Linked DNA regions of Homo sapiens: region 1 is linked to region 2. Evidence: chromatin loops called from intact Hi-C (ENCODE). Cell type or tissue: IMR-90. All regions are shown on one strand. Links, peaks and the distances in the headings refer to the core of each region. The heading gives the core; the rest is flanking DNA.

What was found. Peaks named below come from ENCODE experiments on the same cell type or tissue, not always from the same donor. Only the 100,000 strongest peaks of a DNase experiment are listed, where the experiment ranks them.
Region 1: it touches region 2 in a loop (4-fold over the local background); 9 of 110 quality-filtered maps call a loop at or near these places.

The regions. Positions count from the first base shown.
Region 1 is chr15:91,053,217-91,058,596 of GRCh38, forward strand. No RefSeq gene overlaps it. Among named protein-coding and RNA genes, the nearest start is that of VPS33B-DT, 33 kb to the left of the region's middle. In IMR-90, for the core only: a CTCF peak has its summit at 2,825; no DNase peak of the experiment used is centred there; H3K27me3 peaks cover 501 bases.
Region 2 is chr15:92,079,462-92,084,841 of GRCh38, forward strand. All of the region lies in intron 2 of SLCO3A1 (solute carrier organic anion transporter family member 3A1), which reads left to right. Among named protein-coding and RNA genes, the nearest start is that of SLCO3A1, 230 kb to the left of the region's middle. RefSeq lists an enhancer at 2,886-2,935. In IMR-90, for the core only: a CTCF peak has its summit at 2,994 (motif pointing left); a DNase peak (open chromatin) is centred at 2,970.

The DNA of each region.
Region 1 (5,380 bases), core at 267-5,266, 1.0 Mb before region 2:
GAGGCTGAGACAGGCAGATCACTTGAAGCCAGGACTTCAAGACCAGACTGGCCAACATGGTGAAACCCTGTCTCTACTAAAAATACAAAAATTAGCCGGGTATAGTGGTGCACGCCTGTAATCACAGCTAATCGGGATGCTGAGGTAAGGAGAATCGCTTGAACCCAGCAGGTGGAGGTTGCAGTGAGCCGAGACCGTGCCACTGCACTCCAGCCTGGGCGACAGAGTGAAACTCTGTCTAAACAAAAACAAAAACAAAAAAACACACACAAAAAAATCACCAAATTTTAATAATTATATACAGTTAAAAAAAGTCAAACAAATAAAAGGTTTATAAACCTTAACTTCCCCCTCCTAGTCTTAGTACTGCTCTTCAGAAGGAAACACCTCTGTTTCAATTTTTAGTCCTCTGACTCTGAGTGTTAATTAGCTTCTCTAAGTAGTAAAGTTGTACTACTACACCACCAACCCTGTAGGGCTTTATCTACTGGTTTCTGCTGTGGTTGATGAGAATTTAGTTCACCTGTACCACCACCCACCTTTCCTGCTCCAACTGGTTCCAAGCCTTCACCCCTCCCTAACCCCAGGCCCACTGCCATGTGACTTTGCAGCCCTGCCCACTTGTGTATCCCCAGATTTTGACTTTGGGCTTAGCCACGTGATATGCTTTAGATAATGGGATGTTCTCAGGTATGATGTAAGTAGGGGTTAGAAAAGTGCTTGTGGGCCAGGTGCGGTGGCTCATGCCTGTAATCCTAGCACTTTGGAAGGCCGAGGCAGGTGGATCACTTGAGACAAGGAGTTCAAGGCCAGCCTGGCCAACATGGTGAAACCCTGTCTCTACTAAACATATAAAAATTAGCCGGGCATGGTGGCACATGCCTGTAATCCCAGCTACTTGGGAGGCTGAGGCAGGAGAATCACCTGGACCCGAAAGGCAGAGGTTGCAGTGAGCCATGATTGCGCCGCTGCACTCCAGCCTGGGCAACTGTGTGAAAGAGTGAGACCCTGTCTCAAAAACAAAAGAGAGAGAGAAAAAAGAAAAGTGCTTGTGCAGTAGGGTCTGTTCTGTTGTACCTCTGTCATCATCTGGCTAGCCTGCTGGTCTTGGGAGGAGCATAGAAAATGTAGGGCAACACCATCCCAGTCACTTATAGACTCATATACAGAAGCAAAGCAATCTGGCCAGACCCAGCGTAGATCAGTTGAATTATAGTATGTCTGCAGATGGATGAACAATCATAAATGACTGTTGTATCAAGCCACTGAATTTTTGGGTACTTTGTGATGCAGCAGTAGCTAACCAATACATACCACAATCTACCTTCCCAGCCCCCCTCTTCCTTCTCCAGTTATATCATCATTTTTGTTCCTCAGTTGTTACCAGTTTGACCTTTCTCATTCCATTAATTATTGATGGTATCTCTTCTCTCCCCATTTTGTATCATAAGTTTATTTTCACTCCTCTTCCTTCCACCTCCACTCACCACTTTCCTGATTTCATCAGGAAATTCCAACAGCTGATTTCCATCAGGAAATTCCAACAGCTGATTTTTGTCAGCTACATCTTAGCTTTTACACAGAGACGTCTGATTTAATTAACATTTTGCTTTGTAACAGAATTTTTGGACACCTGGTGCTTTCTGAGTCCATAAGGTTTCCATGGAGGAAAATTGACAAAAGATTCTTTCAGAGAAAACCCACAATTTCCCATTAACTAGTTTAGTGTGTTTTCCTTCCTTGCAACCAAATCATCCCAGATTAGTATACCCTCAGTCCCATCAAAGCTCCTGGGGACCAAAATGTCAGCAGCAGTAAGACAGAACGGCAGGATGAGACTTATTTGCATTGAGTTATGTTGGGTTGTTAGCTGCGGTAATAAAACCCTGGGATGTTTCCTCTCTGACAACTCTTTCTATTGTCACAAACATTTGTGCTAGTAGCAGATGGATAGGTCACATCAATTTAATGTAACTACTGTACTTTACAAGGCTCTGTCTTCATTAACAAAGATCAATTAAACCAAGATCGGCATTATGCCCAGGAAATCAGTGTGACATTTAACAAGAAGGATATTCTCGATGGACACACTTTGCCATAATTTTTTTTTAACACATATAATAAAAAATTGGAGGTGAAAACGAGTAGATATTTTGTAAGGTTTAGGCTGGAGATGGTGATGTTGGAACCTGGAATTCTCAATTGGTAGGAATGCTATCCTTGGGTTTGAGGAATCTCAGATCTTTCCTGACCCCTCCACACCTACATGGGCCAGAGAGTGTAATGAGGGACCCTTCCCTTCTGCGGACATTCATTCCTTTATTTCCCCCATATTCTCTGGAATCATGAAAAGAACCTGGATTTGAGAGTAGACAGTTTTACATTTGAGCGGCCACTTTACCATGACTTTGCAAGTGGAACTTGGGCAAGTTCCTTAATGTTTCTGATCTTCAGTTTCCTCAAATAAGGAAAATAAATAAATGCCTAATAGGTTCTGCTGTGAAGAGTCAATGAGCAAAGCATCTCATATGCCTGAGTCATAGAGAGCACATAACAAAAGATAGCTCGTTTTATTCTTATTATTCATCACCTTGAGACACATATTTATCTTAATATTTAACTTAGCTCACTTTATTATCCCATACCATTTGTAGTGAGAATGTATTTTTCCCCTGCTATCCTTTCTTCTGTGATAACTCCAACGTCTCTCCTCCCTCAGGGATATTCCTTGATTCTTGGATGCTGTCTCCTCCAGCAGAGAAAACCGGAAGACAAGGGTGTCCCAGAGTTTTGGCTGTTGTTGCTTGTCCTAACACACGATGGCACTGTTGAAACAGGCAATCTTGCCATTGGGTGCCATCCTCCCGGTACAATGCCCAGGGATCTTAGGGAACCAGGCAGGCACCTGCGTGGAATATAGAGATCCGGCAGCAGCTGCTACAGCCCATCTCAGCCTTGTGGAGAGATCACTTTTATTTAAGTACGGCTTGTGATGGAAACAGACCTGCAAGCCTATTGTGTGTGCAGGAGGGATCCTCACCCTGGTGTACCCGCCCGTGTCTGAGACTCAGTCCCACTTCCTTGTTTAATTGCTCTGAGCTTTGAGTTGACACATCCAGAAGCTCCATGATAAGTGATTTCTCTCCATGCAGACAGCTACCGTCATACTCAAGTAATTCGCATTCTCCTCTCTGGCAGTATTCACGTGCAGGTTCCTGCCACAAAGACGCCCTTGTAGGGAACCAGCTCTGAATAAAGCTTGGAAAACTCACACCTCCCTGGGCACATCTCTGCCCAGATGAGTTCCTTGGACCTGCATGTTTCTGCCCACACTCATGAAACCTGGTCTGGAATTAGCTGTCAGCGCTGAAGGAATGTTGGCGTAAACATCACTCGTCCACTTTCACCTTTTAACCAAATCTCAGGACTTTAAATGCATTGAGGGTGTTTGCCATGGGAAGGAGGGGCATGAAGAGATACCCAAGATAAATGGTTTAATCGAGAAAACAAATTGGCAAACTAGATGTATAACATGATCCCATTTCCCTGTTTTTTCTTTTGCACTTCTCTATTGTCTGAATTTAATGTATTTTACAAAGTGTATGAATTAGTTTTACATATAGGAAAACATGACAAAGATTTAAAAAACCACCCTATTCTGCCAGCAAGTTGGTTGGAAATAGAGGCTTCAACTGAAAGAAAAAAGTAGGGGGATAATGTGGGGTCTTTATCAGTATTGCTTTTGGAAAAATTGAAAAATCATCAAAATTATTTTTTCTAGTGATATATGACCCAGAATCAAATTTTAAAAGATTCTTTCTTTCTTCCTTCCTTCCTTTCTTTCTCTCTCTTTCTTTTCTTTCTTTCTCTTTCTTTTTCTTTCTTTCTCTCTTTCTCTCTCCCTCCCTCCCTCCTTTCCTTCTTTCTTTCTTTCTTTCTTTCTTTCTTTCTTTCTTTCTTTCTTTCTTTCTTTCTCTTTCTTTCTTTCCTTTCTTTCTCTTCTCCTCTTCCTTCCCCTCTCCTCTCCTCCCCTCCCCTCCCCTTCTCTTCCCTATCTTTCCCTTCCCTTCCCTATCCTTCTGTTCCCTTCCCTATCCTTTCTTTTCCTTCTTTCTGCAGTCTCACTCTGTCACCCAGGCTGGATGAAGTGCAGTGGCACGATCTCGGCTCACTGCAAACTCCTCCTCTTAGGTTCAAGCAATTCTCCTACCTCAGCCTCCATAGTAGCTGGGACAAAATTATCTTTTAAATCAGCACAAAACAAAATTGATAAGGTAATATAAAAGCATATTGTGAGCTGGCCTTTGCTTCCTTAAAATGATTTCTGAAGAGATCAAAACAATTTCAAGGAACAGGCATAGTGGCTCACGCCTGTAATCCCAGCACGTTGGGAGGCTGAGGTGGGAGGATTGCTTGAGCCCAGAAGTTTGAGAACAGCCTGGGCAACACAGTGGGACCCCATCTCTACAAAAAATAAAAAAACTAGCTGGGCATGGTAGTGTGTGCCTGTAATCTCAGCTACTCAGGAGGCTGAGGCAGGAGGAGCGCTTGAAGCCTGGCATGTCGAGGCTGCAGTGAGCTGAGATTGTGCCACTGCACTCTAGCCTGAGTGACAGGCAAGACCCTGTCTCGAACAAAACAAAACAAAACAACACAAAACAAAACAAAAGAAAACACCAGTATCAAGGTCTAACAGTAACCATACACTAAGGACAACAGCAGAATCAGGCAAGAGCAAATGGTGTTTCTATGTACTTGTGGCCAAGAAAGATTTCTGTGCTTTCTTTTCATGTAGGCTTCCTTCTTCTGTTTTTACTTTTGATCAAGTGGTTTATATTTGATTATGCCTCCACAATGTAGAGCGTCTGAGCAGCATCTCTCTATTTAGTTAGAGATTAAAAACTGAAGAGATGAAGGAAATTGACATTTAATGAATATCAACTGGTACTGAGCACTGGGCCAGTGACTTTACTGCCTTTATGGCGCAGAAGCCTATGTCCAAGAGGGGTTAAGAGCAAATTCAAAGCTGTTGGCTTTTGAAGACACTTGACCCTTGGATCCTGCATCTGTGAACTTGGGAACTGCAAATATGTATACTTCTTTATGGAAGGGAAGAATTCAAATTTTTCCAAATATATATTCAAGTCTATTTTAGCTGCATATGTTTTCTGTATTAATTGGGTGATGTTAGCTGCTATAGTAGATTAACACCACTTCTCAAGGATTAACACGAACAAACATATTTCTCTCTTAGTTTCCTGGTCCATACTGATTGGCTACTCAGAGCCCAGGTGCCTTCATCCTGTGGCTCTGCCCTCTGCTAAGTTCCCAGAGTTATTTTCATTCAGCAGATGGGTCAGGGAGAGTGACTGTGTGGAAG
Region 2 (5,380 bases), core at 264-5,263:
CAGCTTCTCACTGTGCCCTCACACGGTCTGTCCTCTGTACCTGAGCTTCCTTGGTGTCTCTGGGTCCAAATCCCTAAGGACACCCATCAGATTAGGGCCCATCTAAGGGCCTCATTGTAATGTAATAATCTCTTTAAAAGCCCTATCTCTGAACACAATCACGTGCTGAGGTTCCCGCGGCCAGGGCTTCAACATGGATTTGAGGGGACACAGTCCAGCCCGTAATAGGGGGAGAGCAGGGCAGGTGACTGCCCTGTTTTCCAGATGGAGCTGCTGAGGCTTTGAGGGGTGAGTGCCTCGAGCACAGCCTCCTGCTGTTGCTAAGTTGTCCTGCAGAGCTTTGAAGCCTGAACTAGACACAAGGTCCTGCGGTCTCTGCACTGCCCCTTGCTGGGGGCTTGGGTGTGGACAGCAGGGAGCCTGCAAAACCTGCATCTGAGAGGATGTCCCTAGAGAGCTTCTGGGAGGACCCCACTGGGCTCACACACAGAATGCGGGCCCTTCAGGAAGGCACAAGCTGTTGTTTCTCTGGATGGATTTCCGGCCTGCGGCTAGCCAGCCAGAGAGGCATGTGCCTTCACCCTGGTAAGGCCTGGCTGGGCCTGGAGAGAAAGAAAAGATGCCTCTTTCAGCTAGGTTGAGAAGCCCAGAGTGGCAACAGCTGCGGCTTTGACCAACTGCAGATCCTCCCCGAGCATCCTGAAGTCGTCTAGCTTTGTGGGATATCGTTATACAAATTATTCTCCATGAGGCCAGGGCTTCCTACCCCTCCCAGGCCTGGGTAGTAATCAGTTTACAGTTCAACACACACGGAGTCCCTCCTCCAGGGCTGTACTGCCCCTATGGAAAAGGTGATTTTTGTGTTTTTTTAAACAGGGTCTCTGCTTTTCCCGAGCCTACAATTATTATGGCAAGCCCAATACATGGAGTTTTTTTTTTTTTTTCCTCCAGTCCAACTAGAAGCAGAACTATAGAAAAAGTCTCAGGTCACGTACTATGACAGAAGAGAGAAGGTGAAGGATGAGAGAAAATCTAGGAAGGCCCCTTGGAGGAGGTGGTATTTAAGGCAGGCTTTGAATGGAGGATCAGTTTTTGATGCACCGCTAGGGCCCTGGAGGAGAAGGAGAAACTGGGTTGAAGACCAGCATAAGCAAGGCCCATGCCCATACCAGACAGCAGTAGGGGCCATACTCGGTGCCCCAGAGGCCACACGGGGTACACCAGGCAGAGTTCTGTGCTGAGTGCTCACACTCGTGGCGGCATACAGTGCTGCTTTGGCTGGCTTTACGAGAGATTTGGGTTCTGTCACCATGCTCAGTGACTTTGGTCTGGCCACATTTGGTGAATGGCTGCCCCTCCACCTTCCAGGGTGAATATCAAATTGTGTCCATATTCTTCCTTTAGCCCATGTGCCCAGATGCATTTTTTTTGGGCGGGGGAAGGTAGGTATTTTTCATTTTTATGGATACATAGTAGCTGTGTGTGTGTGTGTGTGTGTGTGTGTGTGTGTGTGTGTGTGTGTGTATGGGGTACGTGAGATTTTTTGACACAGGCCTACAATGTGCAATAATCACATCAAGGTAAATGGGGTATCCATCATCACCTCAAGCATTTATCATTTCTTTGTGTTACCGACATTCCAGTGATACTCTTTCAGTTATTTTTAAATGTAAAATAAATTACTGTTGACTGTAGTCACCCTGTTGCAATATCAGATACTAGAGTTTATTCATCCTGTCTATATTTTTGCACCCATTAACCATCCCCACCTCCCCTGCCCCCTTCCCAGCCTCTGGTAACCATCATTCTACTCTTTACCTCCCAAATGCATTTTGGGTACCAGCTATTTCTTTGGTCAGTGCTGGTACCACTAGTGGTGCTTTTTTTTTTCTTTTTCTCCTTTTTTTGAGACAGAGTCTCGCTCTATTGCCCAGGCTGGAGCGCAGTGTTGTGATCTCGGCTCACTGGTGCGATCTTGGCTCACTGCAACCTCCACCTCACAGATTCAGGCAATTCTCCCTGCTTCAGCCTGCCTAGTAGCTGGGATTACAGGTGCCCACCACCATGCCTGGCTTTTATATTTTTAGTAGAGATAAGGTTTTCACCATGTTGGCCAGGCTGGTCCCGAACTCCTGACCTCAGGCGATCTGCCCACCTCGGCCTCCCAAAGTCCTGGGATTACAGGTGTGAGCCACTGCACCCAGCCCACTGATGGTGCTTTTTAATGAGAAAGTCTGGTCAAGGGCAGCAAGGGCAGAGGCTGGTTCTAGTCCAGGATTCTCAACCTGTCTGCAGGTAGAATCACCTGGGGACTTTGGGAAAAGCCCATTGCCTAGTGTGTCTTCCAGACCAGCTTCATCACAATCTCCAGGAGTGAGACCTAGGGATTGGTGTTTTCTTTTTACAAGTTTCTGAGGTGAATCCAATGTGCAGCCCAGTTTGAGCCCCATTGATGTATCTGATCTAAGAGGTCAACAGGTGCAGTAATGTGGGGAGGGGCACATATGCTCTGGCTCTGTCATGTACTGTGTGGATTTGGTAACATTAGTGTTTGGTTTTGTTTGTAAACTTTGTGATGGAGATAATTCTATTACACAGTGTCTAACACCTAATTTGTGCTCAATAAATGGTCACCTCCTCACCGTCTCCTTCCCTGTTCACCTCCTCCTCAGACATAAGCAAGGTCAGTTATGTAATGCTGGCAGGCTGTTGGCAGCAGGCACCAGATAAATGTGTATTGCAGGTTTCCTGCTGTTTATGGATCATGTTTTATTCATGCACATATGATGCAGAATGCTCCCTCTGAGGGGAGAACTTTGAGCCTGCAGATTTAAGATGTGGCAATACATTTATATAAATTGAGGAGACGAAGGCAAGTGGGTGATGAGAAACGCAAAGCCCTGACGGAGGGTTTCACAGGCATTTAGGAAGTGGAGGCCAAGGATGTTCAAGCAGCCTGGAATTGCTCTTTTTCCTAGGTCAGCACTGCCCTCTAGTGGGGCAGAGTCACAGCCAACCCGCGTTTCCTCCTCACTCCTCCCACTTGCGAGAACCATCTAGGGTTAAAATTACTCCAAGTCCAGCCAAAGAAACAGCCTAGGGAGACCAGCCATGCACGCCCCCATTCTTGGACTCATTGTTCCTGAAACACAAAGATAATTCTAGAAAGCTTCTATTCATGCCAGATATCAGAAGATTTGCATGCATTACATATAATTCTCACTGTTCTACAAGACTGATAACCCTTCTTCCCAGACTCAGAGTTGGGAAGTGAATCTTCCAGAAATTGAGAAATGTAACCAGGATTCCAGCCTGGTAGGAATCAGCCTTGGCTGATTCTCACGCCTTCACCACTGTGCCGTGATACCTGCTCTTTCTCTAGGAACTAGGTCCCGGAGTCCTGAGTTAAAATCCACTTCCACCATGTACAAGCTGTGTGACCTTGGTGCAGCTGACTGATCTCTCTGCGCTTCTGTATTCTCATCTACAAAAAGAGTCTCATAAACTCACCTTATCAAGGCATAGTGAGAATGATTGACCTTGAATAAATCAGAAGGGGCAGAGAAAGAGCTGAAGAAAATGACTGCCTCTGGATGGTAGGAAAACTGTGTTTTCCCCCTGCTGAATGCATTACTTTTATAATCAGACGAAATGATCACTTTCCTTGTAAAGAGGTAGAAGCCGTCACCCGTGTGTACCAGCCCTGCGAGATATTATAGGAGAGACCGTTTTCTTGTTTCCTCGAAGTTGAGTCAAGCAAATCTCAAGATTCCTCTAAAGAAAACCTCAGGCTTCCCCCAAAGGGATCTCTCATTTTGTCAAGTACAGAACCCTCAGCTCTGCCCTTCTGCTGCCCAGCTAGCTTGGTGCTGTCTCTGTCACTGCTAAGAAGTCAGGACTGACTGTCATGTGAGATCTCACTGTCCTCAGGTGCCCTCCCTTCCCACGTTCAGGAAGGGATCTGAGCAGAGGTTTGAGTGCAGGGCAGCGTGACTCCTGGGTACAGTAGGTTCTCCCTTCACCACTCTCCCAAGGACAGCTGAGAAGTGCCTGGTCCTTGCAGTTCCGTTCTATCAGCACCTGAAATTCTATTGCAATAGATAATTGTATTCTTCAGAAGTATGTTCTTCAGAGAATCGTATTTGTCTCTAAGCTTTCTGTCATTAGGAGAACTGTGTTGGGATTTATTAAAAATTACTCATAAGAAATAAGCCTTGTGCATAGAAACAGACGAGAAGGGAAGATCTAAATGCATGTCAGTGTTTCTGGGTGGTGAGAGATGGTGATTTGTGCTGTCATCTTTGTAATAATGATTGCTAAAATTTATTGAGCACTTACTGTATGCCAGGCGCTGTGGAAAGCCCTTGTGAGGCACTAATCACCCAAACCTCAAAACAATCCTGCGAGGTGGGTACTGTTAACCTCACTCACAGGTGAGAGTATGGAGGGCCAGAGTAGGTAAGTACCTTTGTCAAGGTCACACAGCCAGTGACTGCAGACCCTGGCCATGCAGCTCTAGGGTCTGTGTTCTTGGCCACTGTGTTATTCTGCCTCTCTACGCTTGGTTTATCCTCAGTCATCCTTAATGAGCATGTGCTGCTTTTAAAATGAAGAAAAGGGGTTTTGTTTGTAAATTAACTTACATGGTTCCAGGAATGATAAACGCATATGAAGAAAGACAGTACAAATATAATAATGCCTAAAGGGAAATATGAGAACGATGCTAATCCTTTACATGATCCTGTATTTTCCACATTCTCTAAAAAAAGCAGAGTTTACCTAAGTGATTTAAAACGTCATAAAAAAAGAAAATCCTGCTGTTAGAGGCACCAGTAAGAAGAACAAATAACAGCTGATGGTTTTTGAGAATGTCTGTGTTCCAGGAATTGATCAGAAGCATTCTGTGCACTACGTATTTGACCCTCAATAACCCCTTAGGAGGTAGGGATTGTTGTCATCCCATTTTACAGAGGAGGAAACTGAGGCCGAGGGAGCATTTGTACCATGCTCACAGACACACCAGTACAGCAGAGCCTTGACACCGATCCTCCCTCAAGGTCAGTAGTACCTCTCTGTCCTTTTCCACCCCAGGAGACCTTGAGGGTCAGAAACACGAATGGGTGCATCTAATTGCAAAGTGAGTAGGGGAGCTGATAGCAGTCCCTGGGTTTCTGGATGGCCTGTTTGGCTTTGCTCTCAGGGGCATAAAGAGTTTATGCCAGCAGGTAGCAGATGCCTGCAGCTCCTCGGGCAGCCTGTGCTCCTCTCACCCAGCCCCACAGGCTGTTCAACGCAGGAGCCATGCCCCATGCTACACTTTGACAAAGAGAAAAATAAAGGTTCACATGGAAGGGTCAACATTTTTCTCAAACAATGCAGC